2 separate regions of the Homo sapiens genome follow, and region 1 is linked to region 2. The links are chromatin contacts, found by Hi-C or POLR2A ChIA-PET in ENCODE. All regions are on one chromosome and are shown on one strand. The core of a region is the stretch at or near the end of the contact, and the rest is flanking DNA. Distances in the headings are between cores, read along the strand shown.

Region 1 (6,144 bases), core at 274-2,773, 160 kb before region 2:
AGCCTGAGGCAGGAGAATCACTTGAACCCGGGAGGAGGCTGCAGTGAGCCAAGATCGCGCCACTGCACTCCAGCCTGGACAACAAGAGCAAAACTGTCTCAAAAAAAAAAAAAAGTTGTAAACAAAACAAAACAAAAGAAACAATATATAACAGAGACCAAAGTGATCCTGCAAATCCTGAACTATTTACTGTCTGGACCTTTAACAACAACAACAAAATTTACCACTTCTGACCTAAATAATAAGTGTTACACGCAGTTAGGTGTTGAAGAAAGCATTACATGGGCAGGAGGCAGGCTCTGAACTGTAAAAACCTTGTAAGATTATCAAGAATCCTTTTTGCAATTTATTCAGAAGTGGTCAGGTCATCCAGTTTCTGCTTAAAGTGCTCACATGATGAGCACTCACTATGCAACTTGAGCTTTAAACAGAAACCTCTCTACTCTGTCTCTATACTCATTTCAGTCTTAACTTCGATGCCCCTTGTTTCCTGTCCTGCAGAGCTGTCAGTCTGGCGAGTAGTGAGACTCAGACTTATGTCTGAATGCTAGGTCTGTCACAGACTAGAAAATGTATATATTCTGAGCTTCCCAAACTTCATCTAGAAAATGCAAATGATAATAATTTGGGGAATGTGAGGACTAAACAAAAAGGTATGAAGGTGACCAGAGCACAGCAGGCTCTCAATGTGACTTCCTTTTGAAATCAATCACTTTATTCCAGGACTCCAGCCCATCATTCCAGCACAAAAACAGCTACCATGCAATGAAGAACTCTTCACTAGGAGTTAGTAGACTTAGGCTCCAGTCTTATTTCTACTACATATGGCCATGGGTAAAATCACTCTCTCTGATTCGTAGGCAGTTTCTTCACCGCTTAAGTGAGCTGAGGTGTGAACGACCAGATAGATAATCATCCAGATCGGAAAACCCCCGAGAGCGCAGGATTATCTGGATAACGGAGCCGGATGGAGGATTGTCTCCGTTCCTCCCACACTCAAGCCCCGAAAGGTCACCTGACCTAGTCTTATTCTTTACAGCAGAAATCGGGCAAACCCATGGCGCCGTCCACAATCTCTATAGCCGCCGACCTGGGTACAGGGGAAGCAGGCGAAACAACACACACTTCTACGCAGACCAGGGTTACATTAAGGCCGACGCCCACACACGCCCACACACACCCACACACACACACACACCCCCACACCCCCAGACTTCGTTAACTTGTGATGATAAATTAGGGCGCAGGTGACACTACTGTCCCGAACTTCAGCTGGAACGCTAGTCCAAGTCACTGTCCTAACTGCAGCTAGCACTGCCGACCTTGTCCGAGGAGTTTCCTTCCGCTCCCTCAACTCCCACTTTCCCAGGGAGGGGAGGGGGCCGGGGGCACCGGCGACAGTTGCGGGGAAGGAAGTGGAATCTCGCCTTTGGGAAAGCCCGGGCGGAGAGCTGAGGGCTCGCCGTCTCACCTTGGCTGACGTCCGCGAGGACTCCCTCTCGGAGCAAGGTTCAGGTCCAAGTACCAAGGCTCTGCGGGACCAAGGGGCGGGTCCTGCCCAGAAAGGGCCCCTCACCCCGCGGGCGGTCAGGGCCGTTCTTGAGGGCTGCCCTCCGGCCGCCTGACTGGAAAACCAGGCACTCCACCCCCTCCTCTCCGGGCCCCCGTCCTCCCCCGGAGAATACGACCTTTCGGCCATGTTAGCCAGGAGCGAGGGGCAGGGCTAAGGGGCCGGCGGCCACTCGGCATCTGGGTTTTAGTCAGGCAGTGCTCCAGGCGCCTGGCTGCCAGGCTACGGGAGAAAAGTCCTCCGCTCGGCCGCACCCGTTAGAGGCGCTCTCCACTGCTGTCCTCTTCAGCTCAAGATGGTGGCCTGCCGGGCGATTGGCATCCTCAGCCGCTTTTCTGCCTTCAGGATCCTCCGCTCCCGAGGTGAGGCCTGGCCGAGGGCATCCCAGACCTCCGGGCAGAACTCCTGCCGGGACTGGGGTGGCCCCGGAGCCGCGTCTCCCTTTCGCTGCCGCCTGCCCCAGCCCGGAGACGCAGCCCTCTGTGGGGATACTGCCCTGGGACCCGGTTTCCCGTGACCTTCTGAAGAGACTGTCACTTCCCCTCTCACGACTCCTGCGGCGATTTCAGGCTTCCTAACTCCCCAACTTTCTGAGTCTGGTGCCACTCGTTCTGTCACCTTTCCGCGGGTCTCTTGCGTCGCACTTCTGGGCTCACGCCCCTCATATTTTCTTGATCCGGAGTTCCAGGAGAATCGGGATCCATTCTGTCGCATCTTTGTGGCTCCACAGCACCTTGCCCCGCAACAAGAGCTGTCTTAAAAACAGCACCTTACCCCGCAACAAGCGCTGTCTTGTATGGGATTAATCAGCCTTGCAGATCACTGCCCCTCCCTGCTCCGTTCCCTCAAAACCATTTTTGTGCTTACTACCCCAATCAAGTAGGGAGCTCAACTCTTGCAGTTTCAGTAATGTCAGTGTGAACGTATAGTATTTTGAATTTCAGCGGGAAGTTCTGCAACTTACTGGAAGACACACTTTAAAAATACGCTAATACCTCTACCTTAAGCAATAAAATGTTAGATCGTTCTGAGAACGATTTGTAATCTGATGATTCCCAGTCAGCCTGTATTAGCTAGTGTTTTTCCTTTTCAAACTGGCAGTGAAAGGGTTAAAGTGGGTGGTTGTAGGAAACGTTGCATTTTCTTTCCATCCCAAATCTGTAAAGTCAAAAGTGGACAACGTTTTATTGCATGTTGTGCTTAATAAGTTACTTAACTAGAAATTTTAACTTTTAATTTAATTTGTAATATGAATTACCTCTCTTCCCTCTTCCGGAACCGCTGAAGTAGTATGCTTTTTTTAGACAAGTAGCTGAAATCCCTTACTGTAAGGGGATTTTTTTAATGATTGAATATTTTTCTGCTCCCTTTTTTCAACAGCTGTTTTTAGTCTCCACAAAACTGTAGCATGTATTTGCCAATTATAACATAAGCACATTATAGAACATTGAAATGCTGTAAGGATTGAGGAAAGAGATGAAAAAAAAACGAATCACCCATTGTCTTACTACTCATATGCTTACCTACGGTTAGCCTTCGGTTATGTTTCCTTACAGGTTTGGTGGTTTTTTTCCCCTATTTTCACAACACTTTTGAAAAGTAACGTGTAATTTTTATCTTACCCCTGCATTGGTTTGAAGGTATTTCTTATGGATCGGCAGCTGATGTCACTCGGAAGTGGTAGCCAGGGCACGTGGTTCTAGTCACTAGCTGTGTTACTTTGGACAAATGCCTTAAACTAAATGGGCTTTATTTTCCTCATCTGCAAAATGAATGATTGAGATGATGGATTTCCTTTGCATGAGAAGTAGCATGACAGAGCAATTAATAAACATTGTTTGGGCCGGGTGCGGTGGCTCACGCCTGTAATCCCAGCACTTTGGGAGGCCCAGGCGGGCGGATCACGAGGTCGGGAGATCGAGACCATCCTGGCTAACACGGTGAAACCCCGTCTCTACTAAAAATACAAGAAATTAGCCGGACGTGTTGGTGGGCGCCTGTAGTCCCAGCTACTCGGGAGGCTGAGGCAGGAGAATGGCGTGAGCCCGGGAGGCGGAGCTTGCAGTGAGCCGAGATCGCGCCACAGCACTCCAGCCTGGTCCTCCGTCTCAAAAACAAACAAACAAACAAAAAAAACATTGTTTGGAGTCTGACTTCTGGGTTTGGACCTGGCTCTGCCTTTTACCCTCTGATGACCTTGGGCAATTAATTTCTGTGTTTGTTTTCTCATTTGTAAAATGGGGAATAATACCACCTTGTGTGATGAAAAGGAGTTATTTTAGATATCAAGCAGTTTTTCATGGAGTAAGCACTCAGTAAATATTATTAACTCCAGCCTGGAAGAAATACGATTGTATATATCTGAGAGTTTTTAAAAGTAATTTGTACATCTTATGTGTGTAATAAAAAGCTACCAACCTAATTTTTCTGTTTTCTGTATAGAAATATATAGACACATAAATATATACTTTGCATTGTGTTTTCACCAGTAAGAAAGTATCATTCGTTGTAGTTACTGATCCCTTAATAGCAATTTATAAATTTTGAAAAAAAGTCTGGAAAGTGAATTTAAAATGACCTGCACCCTTATATTACTATTTAGACTCAATAGATCCTTCACAGTAAAAGTCTGTGCAAGGCTTTGCCAAACATTTAATGAGATTATGACCTTTGCTGGTGGATGATAAAATTCTCTTGAAAGGGGCCAGGCACGGTGGCTCATGCCTATAATCCCAGTATATTGGGAGGCCAAGGCGGGCAGATCACTTGAGGTCTAGCCTGGCCCACATGGTGAAACCCCATCTCTACCAAAAAATACCAGAATTGGCCAGGTGTGGTGGCACACGTCTGTAATCCCAACTACTCGGGAGGCTGAGGTGGGAGAATCGCTTGAACCCAGGAGGTGGAGGTTGCAGTGAGCCAAGATCACACCTGGAGGACAGAATGAGACCATATCTCAAAAAAAAAAAAATTATCTTGAAGGAGACTTGTAATTCTTGAAATTTTAAAGCATTCCTTCTCTACAAGTGCTATAATTCTGAATGTGAATATCAAATGAAAATCACTTCTTGACCAGAGTATGTTGTCTAATTCCCACTCCTATCCTAAATCTAAATTCCTAATTAGGTATTTAGTAGTAAATAGGTATTAGTAGTAAAATAATTTCACAGGAGATGAATTTAGAGGCAAATACCTTAATAGATGGTTTTTTTGTTTGTTTGTTTTTTCGGTTTTTTTTTTGGAGACGGAGTCTCACTGTGTCACCCAGCCTGGAGTGCAATGGTGCGCTCTTGGCTCACTGCAACCTCCGCCTCCCGGGTTCAAGTGATTCTCCTGTCTCAGCCTCCAGAGTAGCTGGGATTACAGGCTCCTGCCACCACGCCCAGCTAACTTTTTTTTTGTTTTTTTTTTTTTGTTGTTGTTGTTGTATTTTTAGTAGAGACGGGGTTTCGCCATGTCAGCCAGGCTGGTCTCTAACTCCCGACCTCAGGTGATCCAGCCACCTCAGCCTCCCAAAGTGCTGGGATTACAGGCGTGAGCCACCGCGCCCGGCCATAGATTGTGTATTTTTAAATTTGATTCTCACTTCCTTAATCTCGTCGCTTCTCCCAGTGTTGAATCTTGAGAAAAGCTGTTGATTATTACAACCAAAGTAATGTTTTCAAATTTGAAATTTATGTTAGCATAATCCAGCTCTCTTCGCTGACTGTAGTCTTATGAGGTTTTGTAGTTATTCTTGGGTTACATTACAAAGATGATTAAAAAGTGGGGCAAAGGTTTCTCTCTACTTTGCTGGCACAGTAGATGTAGGCTAAAGTTCACTCAGCTGCCATAGGGTAAGCTCTGCAGTTAGGTAGTGAGTAAGGCTAGACTCCAAAAGCAAAGCTACCTTGCAGTGTGACTTGATTTGGTTGACTCTGGTTTGGAATTATTTTCGAAGTATGTTCATGTATATACTGGTTTTCTATTTGTTTCTATTTGTCTTGATCTTGGAGAGGTTTTGTGTATGAGTGTGTGGGCAGCATAGGTAGGTTAGTGGACAGGAGTTAAAATGGTTTAAACTGTTGGCTAATGACCACTAACCTGTTATCTCAAATATTTGATCTTTAAAACTGCAACCCAGTGGGGCATAGTGGCACATGCCTGTAATCCTAGCTACTCCGGAAGATTACTTGAGCCCAGGAGTTCAAGACCAGCCTGGGCAACATAGGGAGACCTCGTCTCAAAGAAAAAAAATGTTTTTGAAATATTGCAACCCATGCTCACTCTATTTCCTTTTTTTGCTTAGGTGCTTATTTTCTAACATATTTGTGTTTCTTGGTTTTTCCCTCTCAACCTGCATTCCCAATCAGTTCATTCCCACTCTAATCCACTTTACCCTGTTTTGCTAGAATTACCTATCCCCTTCTTCCCTTCCCACTGGAATTTCTACTTTGCAGGAAAACTTTTTCTATGCCAGGCCTATTTTCACTTTTCATTTATCTTCACTGAGTAGGAACTGATTCTTCCCAGATATCATATCCCCTGCTGACCTGGAATGTAAGCTCCACCAAGACAGGGATTTTTGTCTTTTT
Region 2 (6,164 bases), core at 2,520-5,019:
GTAAAGGGTAGACAAAATTGCCTAGAGAGCAACCAGTTCAGAACAGAAAAGTTCCAGGGGGGATTTTTCCTGGGAGTGGGAAGGAGGAAACAGTATTAGAATTTATATGAAAAACAAAAGGATCTGACAATTCTACATGAGATAAAGAAGAGACAGTGCCTTGAAATCTAGGCAAATGTAACAACGAACTGTAAACTACAATAAAAACAAAAAAACAAAAAGTTGTCCGAAAAAGAAAATGCAATTATAGTACACTACTTGGCTTAGCAGTTAACCAAAATATTTATTACTAATTGAAATGATTAAGAAAGAGGTGCCAGGAATATCTGGTGGTGTAAGAGTATTAAATTCTCATCTTCCATAACAAGAAGAGTGTTTCTAAGACTAGGTTTTTTTAAAGTTTAGAAACATATGACTAGAGAATATGGAGTTGAATAACAGAAGAAAAAGCCTAAAAATGTTTGGGAAAGGTAAGGCACAGGTGCATACAGGGCAAGAATTTGTTGTTGCAGTTGCTGCTTCACTGTCACAGCCCTGAAGTAATAAGACTTCTAAAAATCTGTACCTATTAATAGAAATAAAAATGAGGCTAACAGAGAAGGAGGTATGTTTACAAATGCATTCTCTCCACTGCTTAACCACTTCAATTCAATCCATCACTCTCTCTTTTTTTTTTTTTTTTGAGACAGAGTCTCACTCTATCGCCCAGGCTGGAGTGCAGCAGCGCAATCTCTGCTCACTCCAACCTCCACCTCCTGGGTTCAAGCAATTCTCCTGCCTCAGCCTCCTGAGTAGCTGGGATTACAGGCACCCACCATCATGCCCGGCTAATTTTTGTTTCTAGTAAAGACAGGGTTTCACCATTTTGGCCAGGCTGGTCTTGAACTCCTGACCTCAAGTGATCCACCCACCTTGGCCTCCCAAAATGCTAGGATTACAGGCATGAGCCATCGTGCCCGGCCTCAATCATCACTCTCTATGAATAAATATATTTCTGAGCATGGCCCCAAGCCACCTCTCCAGTCTTATTCCCTCCAGTTTTTCTCCTGTAGTCACATTCAAACACAACTTTCATAGCGCTAAACTTTTTTCAAGTAAATATCATGGTTTCATTAGTGTGTACTTTCCACCCTCCCCCACCCTATATACCCACATGCAAACACCTAAGAAAAACTGAAGATAAGCCGGGCATGGTGGCTCATGCCTGTAATCCCAGCACTTTGGGAGGCCCAGGTGGGCGGATCACGAGGTCAGGAGTTCGAGACCAGTCTTGCCAACACGGTGAAACCCTGTGTCTACTAAAAATACAAAAATTGGCTGGGTATGGTGGCGGGCGCCTGTAATCCCAGCCACTCAGGAGGCTGAGACAGGATAATCACTTGAGAATCACTTGAACCGGGGAGGGGGAGGTTGCAGTGAGACGAGATCGCACCACTGCACTCCAGCCTGGGCGACAGAGCAAGATTCGCAAGACTCCAACTTGGTGGGGGGACAAGTTAAACTAAAGATGAACAGGGTGGAAAAGCTTATAAAATTGAGAGATGAGAGGAAAGTCAATAGCTCAGCTAATAAGAGATGCTAGAAAAGCCTACCACCCTCTGAAATTCTGTCAGAAGAAATAATCAGACTCTCCTGCAACATTACCATTTGCTAAATTAGCACAGAAATCACAGGGTTTGATCCAAACAGTGATTCCTTTTTTGGTTTTGCTTATGTAAAAACACACTAAAGGAAATTCTCACTTTTTACAGATTCCTAGGGCCCAGCTCAAGAGTATTTCAATTTTTAGCTGCTCAAGAGAAAAACAGTATCAGCCACCATATCTGCCTTAATGATGTTGCAGAAGCACCATCCAGTGGCAAGAGGAGTAACTGCAACCTCTAGCCACTCTATCAGTTTTCCAGAGCTTGGCTTCTGATGACTTATCAATACACAGTAATTAATGCAGGCAGAACCAACCAACCAAATAACCAAACCATCATTTATAGTTAAATGATCCATTTCTGGGGTTTTTAACAAGTGAAAATCAAGTGTTTTCCACCTACCTGGAAAGGAAATAATCATACACCTGTATCGTTTGAATGCCGCTTAGGCATTGGATTTCAAGACCAGGTTCTAGTCTTAGCTTTGTTACTAACAGTATACATTTTGAAAAGGTCATTTTCCAATATGGGTATTTGTTTCTTTATCTGTATGCAGATGTGAAAATGTAGAATGTGAAAGTTTCCTCTAAAGATCCTTTTGTGTAATAATAGTAACAGCGTAGTTAACATTTTACAATGTGCCTGGCACTGTTAGAAGATCTTTGCATGGATTAACTCATTAAAACCTCAGGATAATCCTAGTTCATAGTATTATTTCCTTTCTGCAAATGAGGAATAAAATAAAAAGTAACAGCAGAAAGGCTGGGCGTGGTGGCTCACACCTGTAATCCCAGCATTTTGGGAGACCAACGTGGGCAGATCACCTGAGGTCAGGAGTTTGAGACCAACCTGGTCAACTGGTGAAACCCCGTCTCTACTAAAAATACAAAAATTAGCTGGGCATGGTGGCAGGCGCCTGTAATCCCAGCTACCAGGGAGGCTGAGGCAGGAGAATCACTTGAACCCAGAAGGCAGAGGTTGCGGTGAGCCGAGATTGCGCCATTGCACTCCAGCCTGGGCAACGAGAGCGAAAATTCGTCATAATAATAGTAACACCAACAACAGCAGCAGCAGCAGCAATAACAGCAGTAATACTAATGTTTACTAGGTAATTACTAAGAGTGCTAAGCATTTCACATATACTGTCTCACTATTCATAAAAATCCTGAGAGTACCAATATGCCTATTTTATAAAACAGGGAGTTCAAGGTAATTTACTTAAAGTTGCAGGATTAACAGATGGCAGAACCAGTATTCAGTACCATGTCTGATTCATACCATGCATGCTTTTAACCTACACTAAGTTCTGTTCATTTTTATTTTTTGAGGTAAAATTCACAGTAAACTGACCACTTTAAAGCGAACAAAAAAAAAGAAAAAATAAAGTGAACAATTCATAATGTTGTGTAACCTCCACCTCTAAATAGTTGCAACATGTTTTCATCACCTCAAAACGACCCCATATCCATTCAGCAGCTTCCCATTCTCCCCTCCCCTCCAGTCCCTGGAAACCACTCATCTGTATTCTGTCTCAGTGGATTTACCTATTTTGGATACTTCATGAAATAGAAGCAAACAACATGTTAGCTTTTGTGTCTGGCTTCTTTCACTTAGTATGTTTAAGGTCCGTCCGTATTATGCAGCACATATTAGTATACCGTTTTTATGACTGAATAATACTCCACTGTATGCGTACACCATAATTTGTCTATCCAATCATCTCCTGATGGAAATCTAAATTGTTTCCACCTTTTGGCTTTTATGAATAGAGCTGTTAAATTCCACCTTTTGGCTTTTATGAATAGAGCTGCTATGAATATGCATATACATGTATTTGAGTATCTGTTTTCAATTCTTTTGGGCATACACAACAGGTGGAACTGCTGAGTCACATGGGAAACCTTAGTTTAACTTTTTAAGGAATTGCCATGGTGGCTGTACCATTTTACATTCACATGAGCAACGTATAAGGGCTCCAATTTCTCCACGTCCTCAATCATACTTGTTACTTTCCTTTTGTGTTTTTAAATAGCCATCCTAGTGGGTAGGAAATGATACCTCATTGTGGTTTTTTATGTGCATTTCTTTAATGACTAATGATGTTGAGAACTTTCCATGTGTTTGTTGATCACTTGTACGTCTTTGAACTCCACAAGTCCTTTGCCCATTTTTTATGAGACAGAGTTTCGCTCTTGTTGCCCAGGCTGGAGTACAATGGTGTAAGCTCAGCTCACCGCAGCCTCAGCCTCCCAAGTAGTTGGGATTACAGGGGACTGCCACCAGACTCAGTTACTTTTTTTTGTATTTTTAGTAGAGATGAGGTTTTGTCATGTTGGACAGGCTGGTCTTGAACTCCTGGCCTCAGGTGATCCACCCTCCTCAGCCTCCCAAAGTGCTGGGATTACAGGCGTGAGCTACCGCATCGGGCCCCTTTGCCCCCCCCCTTTTTTTTTTTTTTTTTTTGGAGACAGTTTTGCTCTTGTTGCCCAGGCTGGAGTGCAATGGTGTGATCTCAGCTCACTGAAACCTCTGCCTCCTGGGTTCAAGTGATTCTCCTATCTCAGCCTCCCAAGTAGCTGGGATTACAGGCATGCGCCACCATGCCCAGCTAATTTTTTTGTATTTTTAGTAGAGACAGGGTTTCTCCATGTTGGTCAGGCTGGTCTCGAACTCTCGACCTCAGGTGATCCACTCGCCTCAGTCTCCCAAAGTGCTGGGGTTACAGGTGTGAGCCACTGTGCCCAGTCTCTTTATATATTTTGGAATCTTAATCTTGATCAGATACATGACTTGCAAATGTTTTCTTCCATTCTGTACCGTCTTTTTACTTCTTTTCTTTTTTTAGAGCTGGAGTGAAAGTTTATTAAAAAGCTTTAGAGCAGGAACAAAGCGAAGGAAAATACACTTGGAAGAAGGTCAAGCTGGTGACCTGAAAGTGCTGTCTTTTTGCATAACTTTTTTTTTTTTTTTTTTGAGACACAGTCTTGCTCTGCCACCCAGGCTGGAGTGCAGTGGCGCAATCTCAGCTCATCACAACCTCTGCCTCCCAGATCAAGCGATTCTCCTGCCTCAACCTCCCAAGTAGCCAGAATACCAGGCGCGCGTCACCACACCCAGCTAATTTTTTTTATTTTTAGTAGAGATGAGGTTTTACCATGTTGGTCAGGCTGGTCTCAAACTCCTGCCCTCAAGTGATCCACCCGCCTCTGCCTCCCAAAGTGCTGGGATTACAGGCGTGAGTCACTGCCCCCGGCCTGTTGTTTCACTTTAATATGCCCTTTGATGCACAAGAGTTCATTTTGATGAAGTCCAATTATTTTATCCATTATTCCTTTTGCCACATGCTGTAGCTCCACTCATTTTGATTTCTGAAATGGGTTGAGATGGAAGAAGTTCCTTGATACTGAAAAATTCTGGGTGACAGAATCAAAGCTAAATTGAACTTTTGCCAACTACAACTAAGAGACTAGTTGTAACTGGGGATAATACAAGCATTTCTAGTACAATGCAATATACACATTCCTAAATAACCCTTTAGTTCTGCAAAATCACAAATTAAAAATAATCAGGCTTATAAGAAAAGTTAGGTTTGAGGTAGTTACTCATAAGCAACTTTGTCCAGAAAACTAAAAATACTAGCACTATTAAAAATACATGAATTCTTAATAAAGAAGCAACCATAAGTATCGAATTTTACCCTTAAAAAAGATGAAGGTAACTCGATGAAAAGGGATATAACGACTGAAACTGAAGGGGTAAAATGTACAAAAATTACATAGAACCTTATAAACTTCCCTTGGCCAAACTGTACCAATGGCAAGGCTGAGGGATGAATTCCATGTGCACACTTTTGTATTCCTCTGGGACATACTGCTGCAATCAACTGTAATAATAATGTACTTGGTATACCATGTACCAAAAACACGTACCATGTACCAAAACATGGTGTACCATGTACCAAAACATAATACACTAGGGAAAAGCACATATGACCCAACATGATTTCCTCATTATTGCGATATCATTCACTTTTTAACAATTGGCTATAAGCTAATTCACATTATAGTAACATGAGTTTCAGTAGGGTAAACCACACTTACTACACACTTGGCAATGAATAAGGCAAAGTCCTTCTGTTGGGGGAACTTATGAAAGGGTATTACCCATTCCCCCCAATTTCAAATCTCTGATGTTAGTAATAATAAATCCTATGAACAAGAACAGGAGGAAGAGCTATCTTATATGAGGTGGTCAAGGAATGACGCACTGAGAGATATTTGAGCAAAGACCTTAAGGTAAGGGAACAGGCCATGTGACTATTTGGGGAGAGTGTTCCAGGCAGAGAAAATAACAAGTACAATGGATTTGACATGCAAATATGTTTGGCATGTTCAAGAAACACAGGGAGCATTTTGAGCAGAGTGATGTGAGCCTTCTAATCCATGAATACGGTATAGCTCTCTTTATTTGGGCTGTCTTTAGTTCTCTCAGCGATATTTTGTAGTTTTCCATGTCTAAGCC

What was found. Hi-C counts contacts between places; a loop is a spot of excess contacts on that map. ChIA-PET counts read pairs that join two places held with the same protein, here RNA polymerase II (POLR2A). Pooled maps may share reads with other maps.
Region 1: a loop to region 2 is called in a map of CD4-positive, alpha-beta T cell, with 5 times the contacts of the local background. The contact joins the promoter of HADHB here to the enhancer-like site in region 2. A Hi-C loop is called at or near these places in 3 of 168 maps with a recorded cell type or tissue (CD4-positive, alpha-beta T cell, dorsolateral prefrontal cortex and sciatic nerve), 1 of 37 single-sample maps with no recorded cell type and 9 of 50 pooled maps. POLR2A ChIA-PET finds 5 or more read pairs at or near these places in 4 of 52 experiments (H1, K562, WTC11 and 1 more).

Annotation. Positions count from the first base shown.
Region 1 is chr2:26,240,318-26,246,461 of GRCh38, reverse strand. HADHB (hydroxyacyl-CoA dehydrogenase trifunctional multienzyme complex subunit beta) reads right to left here and starts at 1,523. Exons shown (of 16, transcript NM_000183.3): 1 at 1,472-1,523. HADHA (hydroxyacyl-CoA dehydrogenase trifunctional multienzyme complex subunit alpha) reads left to right here and starts at 1,830. Exons shown (of 20, transcript NM_000182.5): 1 at 1,830-1,932. The coding sequence starts at 1,866. RefSeq lists enhancers at 1-495, 1,354-1,453, 1,308-1,988, 3,474-4,014.
Region 2 is chr2:26,083,941-26,090,104 of GRCh38, reverse strand. The region is part of intron 1 of RAB10 (RAB10, member RAS oncogene family); the gene reads right to left. The region is part of intron 1 of LOC105374333 (a long non-coding RNA gene); the gene reads right to left. Among named protein-coding and RNA genes, the nearest start is that of RAB10, 53 kb to the right of the region's middle. Within about 2 kb of position 3,769, at least 5 of the 41 ENCODE cell types and tissues checked have a DNase peak (open chromatin) inside an H3K27ac peak, as active enhancers do.